Linked DNA regions of Homo sapiens: all the other regions are linked to region 4. A link is a contact called in ENCODE Hi-C or POLR2A ChIA-PET data. All regions are on one chromosome and are shown on one strand. Each heading gives the region's core, a stretch centred on a gene start or an enhancer-like site at or near the end of the contact. The rest is flanking DNA. Distances are from core to core; before and after follow the strand shown.

Region 1 (3,101 bases), core at 352-2,851, 140 kb after region 4:
GCGGTTCTAAGTCGCGTGATGAAATCTCCCACCGTCCTGCTCTGTCCAGCCCTGCACGTGCACGTGGATCATCCTTCTGTGCAGCGGATCCATGCTGTGGACACACACTCTCCTGAGTTACTGAACAGACTACTCGGTTATCAGATTGGAAAAACATAATGTATCTAGGGTTCCATAGGATCCATGGTTTCAGGCATCCACCGAGGGTTTTGGAACCTATCCCTCATGGATAAAGGGAGACGACTGTAACTTTGAAAGTTCCCATTTGAAAATGTTTTTTGGGTTTTTTGCTCAATTATTCCATGACAATAAATGCATTCTCATAGCTATAATCAAACTAAAGAGAATTTAATTATCACCCTCAAGAAAACTACAGTTTCCTGCTCCCCAAAACACAATATTAAATACCCATATTATCACTTTTCAAGATTGCACAGGTAATTTCTAATAGGTCCCACACCCACATCTCAAGGTCAATTTAGCCTGCATGAAAGAAAACAACTGAATGAAAATAGAACACAAGATTCTTCATATGCAAAAATGACTGTGTAAAAACTATATAGGCCAGGCACGGTAGCTCACACCTATAATCCCAGCACTTTGGGAGGCTGAGGCGGGTGGATCACTTGAGGCCAGGAGTTTGAGACCAGCCTGGCCAGCATGGGGAAACCCCGTCTCTACTAAAAATACAAAAATTGGCTGGGGTGGTGGCAGGCGCCCGTAATCCCAGCTACTACAGTCTCAGGCTGAGGCATGAGAATCACTTGAACCCAGGAGGTGGAGGCTGCAGTGAGCCAAGATTGCTCCACTGCACTCCAGCTTGGGCGACAGAGCGAGACTGTCGCACAAAAAAACAAAAAACAACAAAAAACAAAAAACAACAACAAAAAAAACCCCTACATATCCAGAACTAAAGAGTGAAAACTGACAAGTATGCAGGTAATTGCCCTTAAGGAAAAAGGTGTGTGGATATATTTTAGTGGGCTGGTCTAAATATTTTCTAAATATCGTAAGACATATGAAACAGGGTGGCTAGGAGCTGCTATTTCAGCTTTTTAAAAGCAATTGTGATGGAGCAAAAATTTTGCCTGTAGACAATAATTAACCTTTCTCCAAAAGCATCACATATATATCATTCTATATACCAAATGCCACAGCCACAGGAAGTCAGTTGCCCACAGCCTTATAAATCAGTTTACTTGCTTCCTCATTTTCTGTTATGGACTTTCCTAGCCAAACTCTGTCATGGCAGTTCACTTCAAAATTAAAAATAAAGTTGATTTAATGGAGCCTGGATGAATCCCATCTGAAAGCCATTAAAACATACACACCCACTTCCACACAAACCAGAGAATCAGTAGAATTCAAAGACTTATTGAATCCTGAAACTGTAAAGGATCCGAGTGACAAATAATTCACATGTCCTATTAATCACAGGAGGTAGACGGGTTCTGTGATTCCAGCACTGACACGGAGGCAGTCAGGAGCACTGCTAGGACTAGAATCCCGTTGTCCTTGCCCCAGTCCAGGCTCTGCCCACTCTCCCATGCTTCAGGTCTGGCTCTGAAGTTCGTGATTCCCCGTTCATAGTCTTCAAGTACATCAGTGAGTCACGTTTCCGTTTCCTCTCACTGTTCCAAATGCTGGGCTTTGGTAGCACAGAGTTCATTCATTCACAATCATGCTAATTCACTCATACAGAGAGAGAGTGCTGACGCACTTAGGAATTATGACTTAACATGCAATTCTCAAATCAGTGAGGCCAACGGCTAACTAAACTTAAAAATAAAAGGAAATCTAGCCCTTAGCACTCAAAATACTTCCTTTCAACCTACTGTAAAACAACAAACTCACTTTCATTAGGAGATGAAAAGTGAGTCATTTCTTTCTTCCAGTAGACGGTCTCCCCAGGCACAAACTCATGCACATTATATTTCATGGGACCTTTTAAATATTTACTTGTTAGCAGTATTCTTCCTTTCGGGTCAAAGATTATAGTATTTAGCAACACAAAGAAAGCTGAGGGATAGAGTTATGAATTAGTAAACTGCTTTGCCAAGCCTTCCATTTGTTAATTCAGTCCAACTTCAAAGAGGATTTTAAAGAGAGGTTCAGCTGTCAGAAATTAACTCTAAGAAAACTGCTGAATCAAAAAGTGACTTGGGCAGTTTTTCCCAAACTGGTGTTAAGGAAAAACTGTTCAGTTGTAGGTATAGGAGCAAAAAGTATCTTCCTATGCAAATAAGCTTAGGGCAAACAAAGTTTTTAAAAGGTTTTTTGTCTTGTTCACTACAGGACTTTCCCAGCCTTTGACATGCTAATGTTGCTGTAAATTTCCAGGGATGTGGTGGGGGTCAGTTTATTTTGATCACATTAATTATGTGGTTGGGGGATGTGGATAAAATAGGAGAAATGCACTACACTGATTCAGCAGCTTCTAAGCAACAGAGAAAGGGTTTGGCTAAAGTACTAGTATTTTTGGTATTCAGTAGCAAAGAACAGTTAGACTCTCATTCACAACTATTTCAGGACAAGGTGGGAGTATCTATTCAGTCATTTGGGAGAATGAAGCTACGTAGAACTCAATCCTTGAGAGCTTAATTTACTGCCAATAGGACTGCCAATTTCGCGGGGCTTCTGCAACTCCTCCCCGGCTCTAAGCAAAAACAGCCCCTGTACCTGTTCTTGGGGACTGACGTGACATCGTTGAGTGTTTTCCCTCAACTCTTTGATCTTCATGCACTTGTCTATTTCAATGTTTTTTGACCATGGCTGTACATCAGAATCACCTAGGGAGCTTTTCACTCCACAGATGTATGGGCCCATTGCCAAATCTACAAAATACAATACGATCCCCAATAAGCAGCACCGAGAGCTGAAAACCACTCTTCTGCTTCCTAGGAAGAGCTAGACAACAGACAAATAATTGAGAGGGTGTGTACTTTAAATTGAGCACGTTGACACTGACAAGGAAAGGGCTACATAGCAAGATTTTAATGAGACCCCAAGTTTACAGATTTCTCTGTATCACTCACTCAAAAGTGGACTTTTTCTTTTCTAGATGATTTTCACAAAGAAAGAAAAATGTACTTTGAAAGGAG
Region 2 (3,414 bases), core at 71-2,570, 200 kb after region 4:
TGGCAACAGAGCAAGACTCCGTCTCAAAAAAAAAAGCCTTAGTCTTTAACCTTTCACAAAGTATTGTTATGATTGGCAACTTATTTTGTGAAATGCCACAATCAAGTATGAAACTGTTGCCTCAGGCAGGGCAGAAATAAACTGTGCCTTGAATAAATGTTTAAAGCTGAGATTCTCCATACCAGCATTCCATAGCTCAGAGATATTTCACATCACCACGCAGTATACATATGATATATGCATATATATGTACACAGAAACCCATATTCAAAACACAAATACATATGAAATGTTTCACGAAACATGTCTTACCCTTACTGTATGATACGCTCCAATATTTTATATTCTATTTCTTTGTTTACATTGCTCATTGTCCCTAATTTGATTTCACCAACCCAGTGATGCAGTAGCAACCACAGTTTGGAAAATACAGCTCCCTCTATGCAAATACCAATTCATAGTTCTTCATAAAATTTACTCCTGCCAATGAGGATCAGTGTGACACCCTGTGCAGATGGGACTAAAAAGACACTCCAAAGAGGTGACTGATTTGTAAATGAGTCTGTTTTTGAAACATGAAATAGGCAGCAGAGAATCCAGAGCAGACGAGCACTAACTGCATATCTAAGAGTAAATTAGTCATTTATCATTAAACTGAAAGTACTCTGTTGCAGACTTTTTTTGGACAGGAAAATGGAAATTTAAACAAGACTTTATTTTTTCTTAATATGCTTGCAAAAAAAATTAACTGATACTATCAAGTGTTGAAAAGGATGTGGGAAAATGTGTATGCTGTTATTAGGACTGCAATTTTGTACAGCCTTTTTGGAGAGTGATTCGAGAGCATCATTAAATTTTGAACATGCATATCCTTTGACCCAGCAATTCTTCTAGTTTGTGCTATGTTCTTGTACATGCAAACCAATAGATGTGTAAAGACACTGGCCATTGATAAGAAAATACTTAAGGTACAATCATATTTTTTAAATTATTTTAATTTTTTTAAAGAAATACTAAGAACAGCAGGTATTTCCATATCATTCTTTTTTTTTATGTGACAAATTCAATTTCTTTTCAGTACACATATCATTGTTTCTCAATGAGATGCTATTAGTATTCTGGGCCAACGATTCCTCCATAAAATGCTCCCACATATTTTGTTTTTTAAATCCCCAGGTAAGGGTGGTACCAGCCTTGACTGAAAAACAAAACAAAACAAAACAAAAAAAACACTATTCCATGTATACTGAGGAGAAAAGAATTTTTAAAAGCTGTTACGAGGTGGGGAAAAGCCAGTTGCAGAACAATACATACAGTATGATTCTAATTATGTGAAAAGAAACCACCCACGCTCTAAGGGGTGTGCACATGAATGATATGAGTCAGAGGATGTGTGAAAAGAGGTTGACAGTGTCTGCTCTATAAGCTTTGATTTTTAAGAATTTATTTCCATACTGGTGGATAATTTGATTAGGTTACAATATTTTATTTGGGGAAACTAAAATCCATAACATATTCACCCACTGAAAGTGGCTATTTGAAGCACTGGGAGTTGGCAGAGCTCTAAAACAAGGAGGGAAAGAAACTAAGAGGAATTAACATGTTCTAATGACATCCTTGACTCATAAAGTCCCTTTTCCTTCCTCACTAAAGTGACAAGTTCTGTAATACACTAATTGAGTTTCATAAAAATACAATTAAAAATATGGAAATTAAACAATAACACTACCTCTGTTTTATGTCCTGTCACCCTCTTCCCGCAGGACTTGTAGAAATGTTTCCTTTAACCTCCATATCCAGCTTGTGTTTCATGCTTCCTTTCACTATAGTTACCAACCGCTCTCCCGCTTGACCCAGCAGATTAGAAGCTCTTTGAGGTCAGAGGATATTTCTTATCATTCCCATCCACTGATCTCTTGCTGTCCATTCTCCCTAGAAAAGTAGCTGCTTCATAAGAAGCTGTGGAATGATGTTTTAAAAATCCGTGAAATAGACACCTAACTTGGCATGACTTTTAACTAGTTTACAACACTAAGATGAGTCAGAGAAAAATGGATCACATTCAACAGCAATAGTTGAAAACAAAATTACAATTGTCCTTTACTTGCTAATACAATGAGTATTAAGTTTATTTTCATAACTTTGAAACTAAAAAAAAATTTCAGCAAAGCCACATGAAGTACTACCACTTTGATGGGAGCAATTATTTCAAAAGGATTATATCCAAATAAAATCAACAAAATAATAAAAGCATAACATGGCATATACTGTTGTGCCAATCCAGTACCCATTGCCCTCTCTTTTTGTATTAATACAACACCAATTACTCTCTAGGGCAGCCGTGTGCCCTGATAAAAACACAAGACCCCCACCAAGGCAGCTGGAAGTTGACATACACAGTTCCGATGTGATGAAAGCAGAAGTCACCAGAAAGAGCTTACCTCCCCCAAAAAACCTCAGTCAGAGAAAGCCCTCCCTCTTTCCTCTTCTTTCTGCCTTCAATGGGTCCTGGACATGCCGCAGGCAACTCGTGACTCTGAGGAGAAACCCATGTGACAAAGACACAAACTGTGGATCTAAAATGCTTAAGCACCGGTCCTCGATGAAAGGAATGACTTCTTCTGGTATCTTTACAAACATGAATCTTTGGCACTGTGTTTCTAATGTCACCCAAGACCTCTGATAATTTGCTTATAAAACTTTTCTGAAAACTTACGAGTTTCTTTTACAAAATTACAGAAAAGCTCAATAAAATAAGAATTAAAAATGCATTAACTCCAATTTTATAAAATCTGGTTTTTCAACAGAACAAAATCTGTGTTGATTTTTCAGGTGCCTCGGTATGGGAAACTTCCTAAGATGTTGTTTTGGCTGTAAATCATGCGGCCCTCTCAGAGCAATGCATTTGTGTGATTTGCCCAATTATGCATGAGTACAGTCAGCATGGAAATCCAGTTCAAACTGCAGAAGATCAGCACCTGTGAGCTGAAATGTGCATGTGTATTTTACAGGGTGGAGGATAGTGAAGACAGATTCAAGCGATAATACATCAGGTTTAAATCTTCTATAAATGAGATTGGATTACTGCAGCTGATAAACATGGAAATGAGTAATTAAAACATGGTGTGTAAGGAAACATAAGTTTTCTTTGTGGTTGTCCTCGTAGGATAATTTGTGGTGCTGAGAACCTGCCTCGGGTTTCTTAATAATGTTTTCCTAGCTGGCTAATTAGGATGTGCTATTGATGTGATCCAAAAAAGCGTTCAGCTTCAAAAGAAGCTGCCAAAAAAGGGAAGCCTAAGTATATCCAAGCCTGGAGATGGAATGTCAATTTTATTTAGGGGTCAACTGCAGATGCAAATCCTCAGTGTGCCTGTGTCTATCACCTCATTACACATACGCAACTTTGGTTTC
Region 3 (3,034 bases), core at 310-2,809, 240 kb after region 4:
CGAAATGGATGGCCTTTACGGTCAATTCCAAGTCTAAAAGTCTAGCCATCCATACTAATGGAGTATGATATTCTGAAGACCTGCCTAAAATGGCAGAACAACTTCAAACTGTAGTTTTTACACAGAAACAAGGTTTGAGGCATTGTTTTAAAAGAATCCTAACAGATGGTAATGCATAGGCATTTCACTGCTTTTAAGCACATAAAAAAGCAAAGTGTGTGAAGGTGAAAGAAACCACAAAAATTAATGTCTTGATAGTCAGCTTTCTTCTCTACATGTACATTTATACTCAGGCATAATTATATTCAATAAAAAGCCTTCTTGCATGATTATTAAAAAAAAAAAAATGGGGCCACGTGTGGTAGCTCACACCTGTAATCCCAGCACTTTGGGAGGTCGAGGCAGGTGGATCGCCTGAGGTTGGGAGTTAAAGACCAGCCTGACAAACATGGCGAAACCCTGTCTCTACTAAAAATACAAAAATTAGCCGGGCGTGGTGGCGGGCGCCTGTAATCCCAGGTACTCTAGAGGCTGAGGCAGGAGGATTGCTTGAACCCAGGAGGCGGAGGGTGCAGTGAGCTGAGATTGCACCACAGCACTCCAGCCTGGAAGACAGGTATGAAATCACAACCACTTAAGATTCAAACAAACTTGTGAAAAGTTTTGAAAAGAGTTATTTCAGTTACTGTAATTAGAACAACCTTAGTTAATATGGAGAATTTGGGGGATTTCTGGCTATGGACAGTAGCCTATTGGGGCATATGTACTAAAGAACAGAGAAAAGTGATACATTTAAATGTAAAACCAAACTAGTAAAGGAAGGAGTTCTTGACCTTCAGGGAGTTTCCTCTTGTTTTTTAATTCCCACAATAGATCAGTTCACCTATCAATCAGATCTCCCTCATCACATTCTTTGTCAAGGGTAAAATTCTGGTTCTCCCACGTACCTACACCCTAGACAGAAAACGCATAGAAGCAACTCGTGATTGCCGCATAGACCATGACATCCTACTAGGACAGTGTATCCTACCATATGCATGAAGTCATCACTCACATTAAGTAGATATATTCTGATTATGTCAACAACCTTATGAGATCACTTTGATTCCTCCCCACTGATTTTTTTTTCTTGGAGGGGGACGCTCTCCCAGGTTGGGAACTGTCCACAATTCATATGAATGTGTTGACGGCACAATCAAAGAGATGAACGCAAAAATGTAAAACTGCCACGAATTAATTATACAACTTGGAGAAAGATGTATTATAGCAAGCAATCTCACTGAAATTAAATAATTGAAAATTTTGAACTCTTAGGCTGTAAGGTAGTTAAAATATAGCTAAGTTTTTCTAGCTAGCTGGAAAACGAGCTATTCGAGATTGCATATGAAGTGATTCTAGGAGAAAAAACTATTTCATCCAGAGCTGCTGAAATCTAGGCGTGTGTTACATCAACATCTCCCCTCCCACCCAGCAATCCATCAACCATCTCCAATTTATTCTTTACACTTAGGATTATGACCAAGTTCACGTACTTAAAAGGGAGAAACCACAGAGACATCACACTGAAAGTTTCTCTGCTTTGGGCCAGCAGGAAATTCCAGTTGCTTCATTCACCGGAGCCAGTTAAGCTGCTGAAATGAAATGGATCACCGGAGAGATCACTATATCAGGACATAGACTTGACTTTCAGGGTTGGAGGAAGCCGGACAAAGATGAATGGGATTCAGAGCCTGAACTCAAGGTCAACGTCTTCTGAATCACAAAGAGCTGGTGGGTCAGTCTGGGAGAAGAAAGAAAATTCTGCGCCAAATGGGAAAACCCTTAAAGTCTGCATAGTTTTGCTTGTCGGTAAGAACACAGGTAGGCGGCGGGAAGAGAGGTGGCAAGCAGCCCCAACGCTCGCCGAGATCCCCAGGGTTTTACAAACGGATCGTCCTGAAGTCTCCAAAACTGTAACTACTATATGCCCAAATTTATATTCTCCCCTGGCTTTTCCAACAGGCTACCTGCCTGTGACAGTTTTCCCACGAACTTGGCTCTCCTCTGTCTACAGCGCCCCGGGGTCTCCCAAACAGACAGACACAGACAGACAGAAGGAGCAGACAAGGGGACTGTCCAATTCCCACCCTCCGCGCCCACTCTCTCGAGGTAGCCAAGACCCTCCAGGAGTCCGAAAGTCACAGAGCGCTCTGCGCCCCTGCCACCTGCCCAGCCTCCCGCTGGGGTCCGGCAGTCCCCACTGGAGACCCCGACATCGCGGGGCTCCGCGGCCCCCGCGCCGACCCAGGGCCGCCAGGGGGCGGGCGGGAGCAGCTCTCCGGGTGCCTCCCCCGCCGGTTCCCCTCCCCCGGCCCGCCGGCCACTCACGGATTTTCACTCGGCGGTGGTCCAGGCGCGCAGCGGCGGCTTGCAGGGCGTCGAGGCGGCGGTGCAGCGCGGCGGTGCGGTGGCCCAGCGCGGCCGCCTGGCCCTCGAGCTCGCCGAAGATGTCCCCGGCGCAGCGCGACAGGTCGGCCAGCTGCGCCAGCAGGCAGCCCAGGGCATGCGAGCTGACCTGCTCCAGCGAGCGGAAGAGTGGCGCGCCCGCAGCCCCGGCCCCCGCCGCCTCGGGCCGGCGCAGCCGCGCGGGCTCCAGGGTCCTCTGGTGGAAGGGCATGGCGGGGGCGGGCCGGCGGCGCGGGATCCCTCAGTCTGCCTCCCGTCGGCGCGGGGCGCCAGCCTGCATCCAACACAAAGGAAGTCCCGGGCAGCGGCGGGGCGCCGAGGGAAGCCTGGCGGCCCCTGCCCGCAGGGGAGAGGCCGGGCGGGCAGGAAGGACGGACGGACGGACGGGCGCGCGGGCGAGCGGGCACCCGGGCGGCGCGGGGCAGGAATGGGGTCCGAGCCGTGGCTGCCTGGCGCCCGGCGGCGTTCCTCCACCCGCAGGGCTTCGCGGGCCGCGCGGCGAGAGGAAGTTCCAGGGGCAGCTCTGGGCGGCGGCGGCCGCGGCGGCGAGGGGAGCCGCGAGTCCCGCTGAAGTTTGCAGGCGGGCAGG
Region 4 (3,320 bases), core at 759-3,258:
TGAGCCACTGCACCAGGCCCTAAGAGCTCTAAACTTTCTTATCACACAGTGAATTAAAATATTTTGGATCTTAACTATCCCATATTAAGCGATCCTTTCCTCAAATGAAAGAAAATACTTAATTAGAACATATATGTTTAAACTGATACAGTAAGTTGTTTGTAATCATATTTTAGAATAACAAATTATGTATTAAAATCATATAACATAATGAATATTCAAGAACTCACTACTCAACCCATGACCTAAAATATTACTAAAAACCTGCATCTCCCTCCATGCCCCATCCCATCTCCCTACTTCCCCAGAGGTGACCACTAGCCTGAATTTTGTGTTCCTAATTACTCCTTGTTATATGTGTGCGTGTGTGTGTGTGCGTGCGTGCATAAACTTGCTTTGACTTTTACAAAAATAGTATTATTCTCTTTGTGTTTTTCTTACTATTATCTTTCTAAGACACATCCATGTAGTTGTGTGAAACTGTAATTCATTCATTTCACTGGGGTATACATTCCACTCCAGTACTAATTTATTCACATTTTTTATTGATGGACAATTGGGTTGTAAAAGATGCTCTTTGTATTATCTCAACAATGCAAAACTCCCCATAAGAGAATGAGAATGGTTAGGAGGAAAGGACTGTGGCAAAGGCTCTACTCCCCATACAGTCATTACTGGGGGAAAAACATGAGCTCTAGAGTCGTAAGTCTAGGTTTAAATCCTGGTTTTGCTTTTAGGGGTGATAGATGTGTTCACTCTCTTGATTATGGTAATGGTCTCCTGTGTGTATACATATGTCAAAATTTATTAAGTTGTATACTTTAAATATGTATAGATTATTTTATGTAAGTTATACTTCAATAAAAGGCGTTTTAATAAAGAAAGATCTTGTTTCAGTATTTAAAAACTATGTGATCTTAGGCAAGTGATCTAATCTCTCCAAGATACAGTTTTCTCATCCATGATATGGGCATAATCAAAGCTACTTTGCATGGTTGCAATAAATACTGAATATATTCACATACAGCACTGAGCACAGTCCCTGGCGCCTGAGCCTTTCCATGTGCCAAGTGCTTGGCATCATACTGGAAACACAGAGATCAACAAGATAGGGATGCTGTCCATTAATCTAGAAGAGAAGGCAGGTATAAACAGACCCTGATTATAGAGTAGTGGGATGGAAACAGCAAGAGAAACTGGAATGGGTCATTGGAGACATTCTCACTGGTTTGCAGGCAAAAAGGCGTGGGAATGACAGACCCCAATTTTCTCATTTTTGTCTGCAATGGCATGGAATAAGAAGGTGCCATAACTGCAGAGCAGTGAGCATTGACTCATTTGTGTTTCTACAGTTTCCTGAAATTACTCACAGAGACCCAGTAACACATGATTGGACATGGAGTAATCACTTCTCGACTGTAAGCTGCCCTAGGCCAAGAATGGGATCCATATACTGAGACCAAGTAGCACTTAAAAACTTTTTTGGGGGAAAAAAAAATTGAGTGAAGCATACCAGACAAGTCAAAGAGGAATAAGAGATGACAAAATTGGGCATAATGAGGAGGAATTGAGGTAACTGAGTAATCTTGCCCTTTTGCTTAACCAGCATGGTGCGATGAAAAGAAATGAGCTGCAAGGAGCCCCGCCTTCACATGCTCCCTGCAAGGAGCCCCGCCTTCACATGCTCCCTGCAAGGAGCCCCGCCTTCACATGCTCCCTGCAAGGAGCCCCGCCTTCGCATGCTTCCTGGTGCTTTCGAGCTATGTGATCTTGAGAAAGCCATTTCATATTTCTGAGTCTCCATTTCCAGATTAAAATAATAGTAATAGCTATTAAAATAATCTGTTTCATGGGGCTGTTTGTGGAAAATAAGATCTAATTTGTGAAAAAGTTCTATATCCTAACGTGTACCCCGATGAACAAGCTAGCAATAGCATAAACACTGGTAGTGCCACACCTAGATAACCTGTAAAGCCATGACAATCAGAAATTCGTCAGTAGCTGCTGAAACCTCTCAAATTTATTGCCTTGGGCAGGAAATTCTATGTGGGTGGAACAAAAGACGAGATGATTGGGAGAGTGGCCAAATTTTTATAAAAACAGACATTGTCTATTGAATCATTTTCTTTGAAGCGTGGTTTGAAATACCAATCAGCTTAACAATACTTATCATCATCATCTGAGCATCTAGTCTGTGCCAGGCACTGTGCTAAGGGTTTCACAAACATTAATTTACTTCAACCTCACACCAACTCTCCAAGGTAGGTTAGGGTAACTATGTAATTTTATCGAAACCAGAACACCTCTGAGAGTGAAAGGGGGTGCAATTAATAATTACACAGAATAACAGCTGTAAACCAGGGCTGTTCTAAGCAAACCGGAACATGTGGTTTTTATCTCTTTACAGTTGAGGAACCTGAACCTCACAGACGAAAGCAACTTATCCAAGGCCACTGAGCTCTGACAGGTGGAAAAGCTGCCCCAAACCTACGCTCTCAAGCATCATGTTAAATAAGCCTCCTGTGTTTACAGGTATGGCAGCAAGGTTACTGCCTTTTCTTCAAAGTCTTCCTTTGATTTAAATATTTCTTATCAACAAAGCCTAAAACAGAAGCTGACATGCCAGTTCAAAGAATAACAGGAAACAGGGAAATTTCGATTTCTGTCACGACTATTAAAGCCAACTGTTTACTGCCAAAAATCTAGATCTAATACATCTCTTTAGGGGTGAATTTTACACAAGAGATTGCATAACTCATGATTGATATCCTTTCTGCTAAGACAATGGGGATTCTGTGAAGGTTTCCCAGATTCAGTGAACGTATCATCAAATATAACTTCCGATAATGGCAGGTGGAAAAATTCCCTATCGACTCACAGTAAGTATTTTCGCACTGATAACTGACCTGCCTTCAAATGCAAGAACCTCTTTGGCAGTACTTGGCATATGCTGAAAACTGAAAAGAGAAAAAAGTCAAAAACAGTACACAAAGCAATGGTGTACTCTTTGATTTCAGAGTTGAATGAAAAGGTATTTTCTGGAATTTCTTTCTTTCTTTTTTTTTTTTTGGAGATGGAGTCTCACTTACTCTGCCGCCCAGGCTGGAGTGGAGTGGTGCGATCTCAGCTCACTGCAACCTCCACCTCCCAGATTCAAGCAATTCTCCTGCCTCAGCCTGAGTAGCTGGGACTACAGGTGCATGCCACCACGCCTGGCTAATTTTTATATTTTCAGTAGAGACAGGGTTTCACCATGTTGGCCAGGCTAGTCTGGAACTCCTGACTTCAAGGGATCCGCCTGCCTCAGCCTCCCAAAGTGC

Evidence for each region. Hi-C counts contacts between places; a loop is a spot of excess contacts on that map. ChIA-PET counts read pairs that join two places held with the same protein, here RNA polymerase II (POLR2A). Pooled maps may share reads with other maps.
Region 1: a map with no recorded cell type shows a loop between it and region 4 (10-fold over the local background). The contact joins two enhancer-like sites. A Hi-C loop is called at or near these places in 15 of 37 single-sample maps with no recorded cell type and 10 of 50 pooled maps.
Region 2: a pooled map shows a loop between it and region 4 (4-fold over the local background). The contact joins two enhancer-like sites. A Hi-C loop is called at or near these places in 4 of 50 pooled maps. POLR2A ChIA-PET finds 5 or more read pairs at or near these places in 3 of 52 experiments (HCT116, WTC11 and activated CD4-positive, alpha-beta T cell).
Region 3: a loop to region 4 is called in a pooled map, with 2.9 times the contacts of the local background. The contact joins the promoter of NHSL1-AS1 here to the enhancer-like site in region 4. A Hi-C loop is called at or near these places in 4 of 50 pooled maps. POLR2A ChIA-PET finds 5 or more read pairs at or near these places in 2 of 52 experiments (GM12878 and MCF 10A).

The regions. Positions count from the first base shown.
Region 1 is chr6:138,591,755-138,594,855 of GRCh38, forward strand. It overlaps a transcript of NHSL1 not described here. Among named protein-coding and RNA genes, the nearest start is that of NHSL1, 94 kb to the left of the region's middle. RefSeq lists enhancers at 1-472, 1,458-1,752, 1,781-1,850. Within about 2 kb of position 1,602, at least 22 of the 41 ENCODE cell types and tissues checked have a DNase peak (open chromatin) inside an H3K27ac peak, as active enhancers do.
Region 2 is chr6:138,653,536-138,656,949 of GRCh38, forward strand. It overlaps a transcript of NHSL1 not described here. Among named protein-coding and RNA genes, the nearest start is that of NHSL1-AS1, 36 kb to the right of the region's middle. Within about 2 kb of position 1,321, at least 3 of the 41 ENCODE cell types and tissues checked have a DNase peak (open chromatin) inside an H3K27ac peak, as active enhancers do.
Region 3 is chr6:138,690,109-138,693,142 of GRCh38, forward strand. NHSL1-AS1 (NHSL1 antisense RNA 1) reads left to right here and starts at 1,560. Exons shown (of 4, transcript NR_033896.1): 1 at 1,560-1,860. LOC124900217 (collagen alpha-1(III) chain) reads left to right here and starts at 2,618. Exons shown (of 2, transcript XM_047419637.1): 1 at 2,618-3,034. The coding sequence starts at 2,655. It also overlaps a transcript of NHSL1 not described here. RefSeq lists an enhancer at 955-2,154 and silencers at 2,277-2,326, 2,337-2,686.
Region 4 is chr6:138,453,828-138,457,147 of GRCh38, forward strand. The region is part of intron 3 of NHSL1 (NHS like 1); the gene reads right to left. Among named protein-coding and RNA genes, the nearest start is that of MIR3145, 20 kb to the left of the region's middle. Within about 2 kb of position 2,009, at least 11 of the 41 ENCODE cell types and tissues checked have a DNase peak (open chromatin) inside an H3K27ac peak, as active enhancers do.